Regions from separate parts of the Homo sapiens genome. Here region 1 is linked to region 2. A link is an interaction called in ENCODE POLR2A ChIA-PET data of the cell type or tissue named here. Cell type or tissue: endothelial cell of umbilical vein. All regions are shown on one strand. Each heading gives the region's core, and the rest is flanking DNA. Links, peaks and the distances in the headings are about the cores only. Region 1 overlaps FAIM2 (Fas apoptotic inhibitory molecule 2). Region 2 has its middle 42 kb from the start of TMBIM6.

Region 1 (4,388 bases), core at 99-4,098, 100 kb after region 2:
GTGAACCTGGGAGGTGGAGCTTGCAGTCAGCCAAGATCGCGCTACTGCACTCCAGCCTGGGCGACAGAGTGAGACTCCGTCTCAAAAAAAAAGACTCTGTGCCAGCCCGTTAACACCCAGGGCTTTGGATGTGGAAAGCAAGTCTTACAGCCTCAGGGCTGCCTGCCCCCACTCCCTGGCCAGACTGTGGTGGAGATGCGGGGAGGTAACAGGTGTGAAAGTGCTTTGTAAAACATAAAGGGTGGAACAGAGGATGGGGACTATTGTTATTATTCTAATAACACTAGGGCTTATCAAACAAATTTAAGGGATTACTGTTCACCCAGCCCTACTTGCATGCATGGCTTCCTCAGGTGGTTCACACACTGGCTGTAACCTGATCCACGGGAAGCCAAGTAAACTCCCCGGCCGGCCCCCCATGGGTGCTCACTGCCTCCAACATCACCAGACTGTCTGCCCTGGCTTGGCCCCTCTTCTGTCCCCTGCAAATGCCTCCCTCTAGGGCCTCCAGGCGCTGTTGCCCAGACTAGCTCTCCCGAATGTGGCCCTCCTCTTTCTCTCCTAGTCCGATTCCCCACCACATCCTTTGAAACCTTTCTTTAGGAAGTATTGCCTGGAGGGAAGAGCATGGTGCGGGGTCTGAGAAAAGTTAGTGTCTTCTGGTGGCCAGGCTCCCAGTTTGCCCAGGATTTAGGGGCTCCTCAAGAAGTGGGGCTTTCAGTGCTGAAACTGGAAAAGTCCTAGGTAGCCTGGGGTAAGCTGACACTTTAGTCTTGATCAAGACCACATTGAGCCATTATCTTGCCGGGAAACCATGGACAAATCATTCCATTTCTCTGGAGTTCAGTTTTCTCATCTAGATCTCAGCCCTCCAGTTCCAAGCCTGGAGGTCATTTATTCATTCTACAATACTGGCTGTGTGCTACTCTGCACCACGCACTGCACTCTCCCTGCTGACCAGGCATCTGGGCAGCCGTGCTGCACATCACACACAGTAGGTGCTCTATAAAGACCTGCGGAGAGGACGCGTGAATGAACCTGCCACACCCTCACTCAGGCTTGATCCCTATCCAAAGCCCCCAAAACCTCTGCTCACAGCTCTCTCCCCATCCCTTCCCCCATTTCAGCCCCCTCAGCCTGTCGCCCACAAGCCTCCGGAAATTTGACTAAGCTGCAACTCTGGCCACTTGAATTGAGCTGAACGTTCCAGCGAGGGAGGGGAGAGTCTGGTTACTGCTTCCATTGTCAATAAATGTTGACCTTGAATGCCTTTCCGAGAGGATGTCACCAGCACAAGCTTGCCCAACTGGGTGGGTCCTAAAACACGACTGCATTCGGGTGCGTGGGGCCCACCTGAGCAGGAGGCCTGTGTTGGGCAGCTCCAGGCAGGTGTCTGTCCGTGGTCATCTCTTGCCTCCTGGGCATCTGCTTCCGGCCACTCCCCACTTAGCCTCAGACCCCAAGGGGGACACACATCAGACTGTCCAGGTTCCCAGTTTGGCCCTATCACTTCCTAGGATGCTGTGTGACCTTGGGCATGTTATTTGATATCTCTGAGCTTCAGTTTCCCCATCTTAATTTATTTATTATTATTATTATTTTTGAGACGGAGTCTCACTCTGTTGCCCAGGCTGGAGTGCAGTGGCGCGATCTCGGCTCACTGCAAGCTCTGCCTCCCGGGTTCACACCATTCTCCTGCCTCAGCCTCCGGAGTAGCTGGAATACAGGCGCCCGCCACCACACCCGGCTAATTTTTTTTGTATTTTTAGTAAAGACGGGGTTTCACCATGTTAGCCAGGATGGTCTTGATCTCCTGACCTCATGATCCGCCCTCCTCAGCCTTCCAAAGTGCTGGGATTATAGGCGTGAGCCACCGTGACCGGCCTCCCCATCTTAATTTATTAACAGTAGAACCTATCTTATAGACTTAAGATGACAATTAAATGCTATGGAGAGCTGGCTGGGGGGAAGCAAGTGTTCAATAAATATTAGCTGTTACTGTTATCCTAACCGTAATCATCATCATCAACATTCTCAGTTTCGTGAGAACAGCAAAGAACATGCTCAATCTAACAGTCTCTCTCTCAGGGTACCTGGAATCTCCCTGGCTCCAAGAAGCCTTCCCTGATTGCCCCTAGGAGGGTAACTACTAACTTGGTCCACATGGCCAGGATACCCCCACTCTCTCGCCCCCGCAAGCACCGCTGCCCCTCCCCTGGAGGAAGGGATGCCTCTTCCCAGCTTTGCCTCTGTCTACAGCTTCCATCCTGCTGTTACAATCTTCCCTCCTGCCCAGGTCAGCCGGTCTGTCCTGGAAACCAGGTAGAATCCCCCAAATGAACAAACAAACAAACGCAGCACCGAGCCTAGCCCTACCCGCAGGTGCTCCCGAGGATCCAGGGAAGAGGGCTGTGAGGAAGATGGGAGGAGAAGGGGACTGGGGTGATGGTCAGGATGCTGGGAAGGAGGCTGCCAAGGAGCTAGACCACACTCACCAATGTAAATACACCCGCTCCCAGTGCTGCATAAACTGCATGGAGCCAGGGCACCTGCGGCAGAGGAAAAATGGGCTTAGGGACGACAAGAAGGGGCAGCAGTCAGAGGGGCAGGGAGGAGGGTTCAGTCCAGAGAATGGAGGACACGGGGTAGCCCTGCCCAGAGCTCCCTAAGGAGCCCCAGGACTGACAGTGGCCCCTGATTCTCTGTGTGCCCAGGGTGGGTGAAGTGAGGCCCGGGATAAGAGCGATCCTGGTGGGACTGGTGGGAGAACTCCCCCGAGCCTGGTCGTTCTTCCCGCAGCACACAGCCCTGGGCTCAGGGCAGATGAAGATGACTCTCGGTGGGCCCTGTCCTCCCTCTAGCCTGGGACTGCTTGAGGCTGCTCCCGCCTCCCAGTGTGCGTTCATCCCTGTCCAGCATAGGATCTGTCTGTCCTTGTGTCAGGGCACTCCTGGGCTCTGCCTTGGAGGCAAGGAACTCAGGTAGAAGGGGACAAAGACTTGACCTCAGGGGTGTGTTGGGGGGGCATCTGGAGTCTCTGCCAGCTGTGCATGGTGGAGGAACAGCTGGAACAGCACAGGCTGGAACAGCACCTCCCCACTCTCTGCCCCCTGAGTCTTCCTCCAGGTCTGGAGCAGCCAGCTGTGGGGGAAACTCTGCAGGAGGCACCGCACTAGGGCCCTCCATGGGGCCCTCCTCCAGAAGACTCGGAAACAAAGGCAACCCATCAACCAGACCTGGGTCAATAAAGGGTTCTTTGAAGTTCCGTGGCCCCTTCCTGTAACACTCCTCCCCATCCTAGACACACAGAGGGCCCCCAGGCCAGCTCTGGCCCCTCCCTTTGTCAACAGGATCCTGGGAAGAGCCAAGGAAATGCCAGCACCAATCCTGACGTCCTGGACTGGACGCCAAGTGCCCGGAGGCTGGGGCTGGGCAGGATGGAGGTGGGGAGGGGGATGTGAGGACAACTGCTCGCAGCCCTACTAGAAAAGGGCAGTGGGGGACTGTGTACCATGTGTGGCTATGGGGGTGAGGGGTATAAGCACTGGGCCCCCAGCAGCGGTCCAACAGCTCATCTCTTGGGTTCCCAGGATTCAGATCTCAAGGCCTTCCTGTGATGACCCCAATCTGCCCCTTCTCCACATGCAGGGGCCTGGGTGCCTGCAGAGTCTCAGTTGGATTCCCCAGGGCAGGCTGGACACCTCTAAAAGAGCTGAGACTTGGCCGCCAGCTGGTGGATGCTCTAAGGATGTGGGTATACTCCGAGCCCCGCTGCCCCACGTCCCGCCTGCCTGGCCAGCTAGATTCTGCCTCTTTGGACTTGGCTGATCCCCCAGGAGCCCCAGAAGACCCTTCTTCAAGGCCCCTCTGGGTCTGGCGGGCCTCATGGAGCCCCAGTACTCCCTTCCCTGCCCAGGGTTTAAATGCTCCACACCCTACCCTCAATCTCACCTCCACCCCACAGAGGAGGACGGGAAAAGTGAAGCCGGATGTGGCTTGTGGAGCCAGGCAGGTACCCAGGCCTGACAAGAAAAGCCTCCTTGTTTGCTTACACTGCCAGCACGCCTGTGGCAGGTGCCAGGAGGGGCCGCACAGGATGGCAGGCTGTGGGGCCTTGGCTCCTGGCCTTCCCTGGCGGATAGGGGAGGGAACGGCACCTTGGGCCAGTGGGGCCCCTCCCTCCCCATGGGGCCTGCTGGGGGACCCAGAGACTCACATATTGGAAGGGTAGGAGGATGGCCAGGATGAGTCCGCTGAAGAAAAGAGTCATGAGAAGCACGAAGAGCACGCCCTGGCAGGAGGTGAAGTCGAACTGTGGGGACAGGATGGGGTTAGCTGCAGGAGCGGCCTGACCTTCCTGGGGCCCCAACTACAGGCTGAGCCCATAC
Region 2 (4,388 bases), core at 87-4,086:
GTGCCACTGGGCCTGTCTGGCTAACTTTTCCTATGTTTAAGAAACCCCCCCTTAGAGCCTGGGAGCAACAACACTCCAACAACAATGAACATACCCAGCTTCCAGATCTTTGTTTCTAAATATTCCCCACGAAAATAAAACAGGGCTCTTTGGAAAAATGCTTGATTCCAGTACTGGGTTGGGGAAAATCCAAGATGAATCTCGAGCATGTTATGGCAGAAAGTAAGTACGTCTTTGAAGAATGATGAAGATTTGTCAAAAAGACACAGAAGCCAGTTTGAAGGGGCTCCCACTGGCCAAATCATGGACAGTTTGAGCATTTGAGATATAAACCACTGAATAAAATAAGAAACCATAATTCTATACTGATTTAAATAAATGAACACATAAAAAGTTAAATAAAAATTAAATATTTACATAGTTTCAGAGTACCTACCTACAACATAATTATTCATTATAAAGGGAAATAGTAAATGTGTGACGGAGAAACCTAGCAGACAGCGAGTAATGAAAATGAGCATTTTTAGTAATGAGACAAATCAATATCAACACCTGTAATCTTCCAAAATTTCAAAGTCCTGTAAGTTAGGAAAGACTGAGGAATTGTTTCAGATTGAAGGAAACTAAATAAACATGACAACTGAATGCAATGTGTGACTTTAAACTGGCTAGAAAGGATATTATTCTAACAATTAGTGAAAGTTGACTGTGGTCTGAGGAGTAGATAAGTTTTTTTATCAATATTAATTTCTGATTTTGATGATGGTATGGTATTGGGGAAGATAAGAAAGTGTCCTTGTTTGTAGTAAACAAACCTGAAGTGTTTGGGGTGATAAAACATCATGTTAGCAACCTACTCTTAAATAGTTTAGGTGAAAGACTGGGACGCCTATAATGACAGCTACTCAAGAGGTGATGGCGGGTGCTTATAGTGCCAGCTACTCAAGAGGCTGAGGCAGGAGAATCACTTGAACCCAGGAGGCGGAGGTTTCAGTGAGCCGAGATCACACCACTGCACTCCAGCCTAGGTGACAGAGTGAGACTCTGTTAAAAAAAAAAGATAGTTTAAGAGAGGAAAAAACTTTGTACTGTATTTGAAACATTTGTGTATGAAATAGTTTCAAAAATAAAAACTTTAAAATGTTAAAAGTCTAAGTCTAATTTCTTGACCCCCATCTCCTCTCCCACTCTCTTCTACCCTACTTACTTGTCCCTAAAGAAGGCGTCTAGGCTGGGCACAGTGGGTCACGCCTGTAATCCAAGCACTTTGGGAGGCTGAGGTGAGTGGATCACCTGAGGTCAGGAGTTCAAGACCAGCCTGGCCAACATGGTGAAACCCCATCTCTACTAAAAATACAAAAATTAGCCAGGTGTGGTGGCACGTGCCTGTACTGTAGTCCCAGCTATTCAGGAGGCTGAGGCACGACAATTGCTTGAACTCAGGAGACGGAGGTTGCAGTGAGCTGAGATCGTGTCACTGCACTCCAGCCTGGGCAACAGAGCAAGACGCCATCTCAAAAAAAAAAAAAAAAAGATGGCGTCTAGGGAAAACAAGATCACGATGGCCTTGAAACTTGAACTCTTAAACTCAAGAGATTCTCCCACCTCAGCTTCCTGAGTAGCTGGTGGGGGACTCATAGGCATGTGCCTTTTTCTTCCCTATATCTTAAAAGAATTTTCTGTTTCTTAAATTATTTGTTTTTATTTTTTTAGAGACAGGGTCTCTCTTTGTCGCCCAGGCTGGAGAGTGCAGTGGTGTGATCATAGCTCACTGCTGCCTCCAATTCCTGGGCTCAATGATCTTCCCTCCTCAGCCTCATGAGTAGCTATAGGGATGTGCCACAATGCTGAAAAAGAGCTGTCTATACTCCAATTCTTCCTTTCCCATTTGCTCTTGACCCACTCAAAACAGCTTTCACTTCCATCACTGTTCCTGTTAAGGTCACCAGTGACCTCTGTGCTGCTAAATCCAAAAGGTAATTTTCTTTTTTTTTCTTTGAGACAGGGTCTCACTCTGTCATCTACCCAGGAATGAAGTGGCACAATCATAGCTCCCTGCATCCTCGACCTCCTGGGCTCAAGTGATCATCCTGCCTCAGCCTCCCAAAGCACTAGAACTAAAAGGTGTGTGCCACAACGCCTGGCTCAAAAGGCAATTTCCAATCCTCTTTTTGCCAGACACATCAGCAGAAGTGACAGCTGATTATTTAATCCTTCTTGAAACATTTTCTTCACTTACATGCCAAGACCCCACATTCTCCCAGGACCACCCTGCAGCCTCCTTTGCCATTTCCTTCTCGTTTCCTCTGACCTCTAAAGAATGGAGTATGCTAGGGGTCAGGACCCAGACTTTTCCTCTTCTCACTTCTTTGGTGATCTCATCCAGTCCTCTGGCTTTAAATAACATCCACATGCTGATGACTTACTAATTTATGCCTCCAGCCAGGCCTCTTTTCTAAACTCTGGACTTCTATAACCCAACTGCTTACTCCACATTTTCCCTTGGATGTTATCCAACAGGCATCTCAAATTTAACATGGCCAACACTTAACTCCTGACCTTCCTTCCCCGCCGACATCTGCTCTAGCCAGTCTTCCCCATATCAGTGAATGGCACCCTTCCATTTGCTCCAAAACTCTTAGAGTTATCCTTGACTCTTCTTTCCTCACATCAATTACGTTAGCAAATCCTGTCATCCTGACTGTCTCCGCTTGGTCCAGGTCACCAGCATCTCTCAATGAGGTTCCTGAAGAGGCCTCCTTACTGGCTCCTGCTTCTGTGCCAGCCCTCTACTGTCTCTTCTCATCACTCTCCACTGCTTCCCCATTTCACTTTGAGTGAAAGCCAAAGCTGTCCCGACACTGACGCAAAACCCCACATGATCTCTTCTACCAAATTGGCTAACAAGAAGTTTGATACAATCAATGATATGGAAGAAGTGGGGAGACAGTTCAACTTGTATGTTGCTTGTGGGAGTGTAACTTATGAATGTCTATTAAAAAACAAAGTTAAGGCCAGGGCAGTGGCTCATGCCTCTAATCCCAACACTTTGGGAGTCCAAGGTGAGTGAATCACTTGAGCCCAGGAGTTCAAGACCAGCCTGGGCAACATAGCAAAACCCATCTCTACAAAAAATACAAAAGTTAACTGGGTGTGGTGGTGCACGCCTAGGTCCCAGCTACTGGGGAGGCTGAGGTGGGATGACCAATTGAACCAGGGAGGTGGAGGTTGCAGTGAGCTGAGATGGCGCCACTACATGCAAGCCTGGGTGACAGTGAGACACTGTCTTAAAAAACAAAAACCTAAGCATACTCTATGACTCAGCAATTCCATTTATAGAAATTTATTTATTTATCTTAGAGACAGGCTCTTACCCTGTTCCTCAGGCTGGAGTGCAGTGGTAGGAAAATAGCTTGCTGTAGCCTCAAACTTCTGGGCTCAAGGGATCCTCCTGCCTCAGCCTCCCAAGTAGCTAGGACTACAGGCATGTGCCACCACATCTGGCTAATTTTTGTAGGTTTTGTAGAGATGGGGTCTCACTATGTTGCCCAGGCTGGTCTCAAACTCCCGGCCTCAAGCAATTCTTTCCGCCTTGGCCTTTCAAAGTGCTAAAATTACTGGCATGAGCTACTATACCTGGAGAATATAGGAATTTATCTTATGGAAATATACAAGTGGCCAAAGACACATATGGAATGTTCACTGCAGTGTTGTCATGACAAAACAAATAAATAAAGTATGTCTATACAATGAAGTATGATGTACAAAAGTGGAGATTCATGGGTTTTGGAAAAATCTCCAAGATATATTATTGAGTGCTAAAGGGAAGATCAGTAACTACAGGATAATCTCATTGTCTAATAAAAGGTAAACATAAATATGCTTGTATATATGTGGATTTTAAAAACATCTGAAAGGGGCCAGGAACAGTGGCTCATGCCTGTAACCCCAGCACTTTGGGAGGCTGAGACTGGCAGATCACATGAAGCCAGGAGTTTGAGACCAGCCTGGGCAACATGGCAAAACCCTGTCTCTACTAAAAATACAAAAATTAGCTGGGCGTGGTGGTGCATGTCTGTAATACCAGCTACTCAGGAGGCTGAGGCATGAGAATCACTTGAACCTGAGAGGCAGAGGTTGCACTGAGCCGAGATCCCGCCACTGCACTCCAGCCTAAGTGACACAGCGAGACTGTCTCAAAAATCAATCAATAAATAAAAATAAATAAAAACATCCGAAAGGATAACCAATTAACTCAGGTTGCTTGTGGAATGAAACTGAGGGCGCAGTATGAAGGGGATTTTCCTTTTTTCTGTTTTTTATTAAATTATTTTTAATTTTTAGAGACAAGGTCTTGCTTTGTTGCCCAGGCTGAAATGTAGTCGGAT

What was found. ChIA-PET counts read pairs that join two places held together with the same protein. Peaks named below come from ENCODE experiments on the same cell type or tissue, not always from the same donor. Only the 100,000 strongest peaks of a DNase experiment are listed, where the experiment ranks them.
Region 1: POLR2A ChIA-PET joins it to region 2 with 8 read pairs; 2 of 35 experiments call an interaction of 5 or more read pairs at or near these places.

The regions. Positions count from the first base shown.
Region 1 is chr12:49,884,891-49,889,278 of GRCh38, forward strand. It overlaps FAIM2 (Fas apoptotic inhibitory molecule 2), which reads right to left. Exons shown (of 12, transcript NM_012306.4): 10 at 4,217-4,312; 11 at 2,496-2,549. Among named protein-coding and RNA genes, the nearest start is that of FAIM2, 17 kb to the right of the region's middle. RefSeq lists enhancers at 2,171-2,959, 2,960-3,748, 3,749-4,388. In endothelial cell of umbilical vein, for the core only: no CTCF peak of the experiment used is centred there; no DNase peak of the experiment used is centred there; H3K27me3 peaks cover 997 bases.
Region 2 is chr12:49,781,669-49,786,056 of GRCh38, forward strand. No RefSeq gene overlaps it. Among named protein-coding and RNA genes, the nearest start is that of TMBIM6, 42 kb to the left of the region's middle. In endothelial cell of umbilical vein, for the core only: no CTCF peak of the experiment used is centred there; DNase peaks (open chromatin) are centred at 2,513 and 3,303; H3K27ac peaks cover 2,674 bases.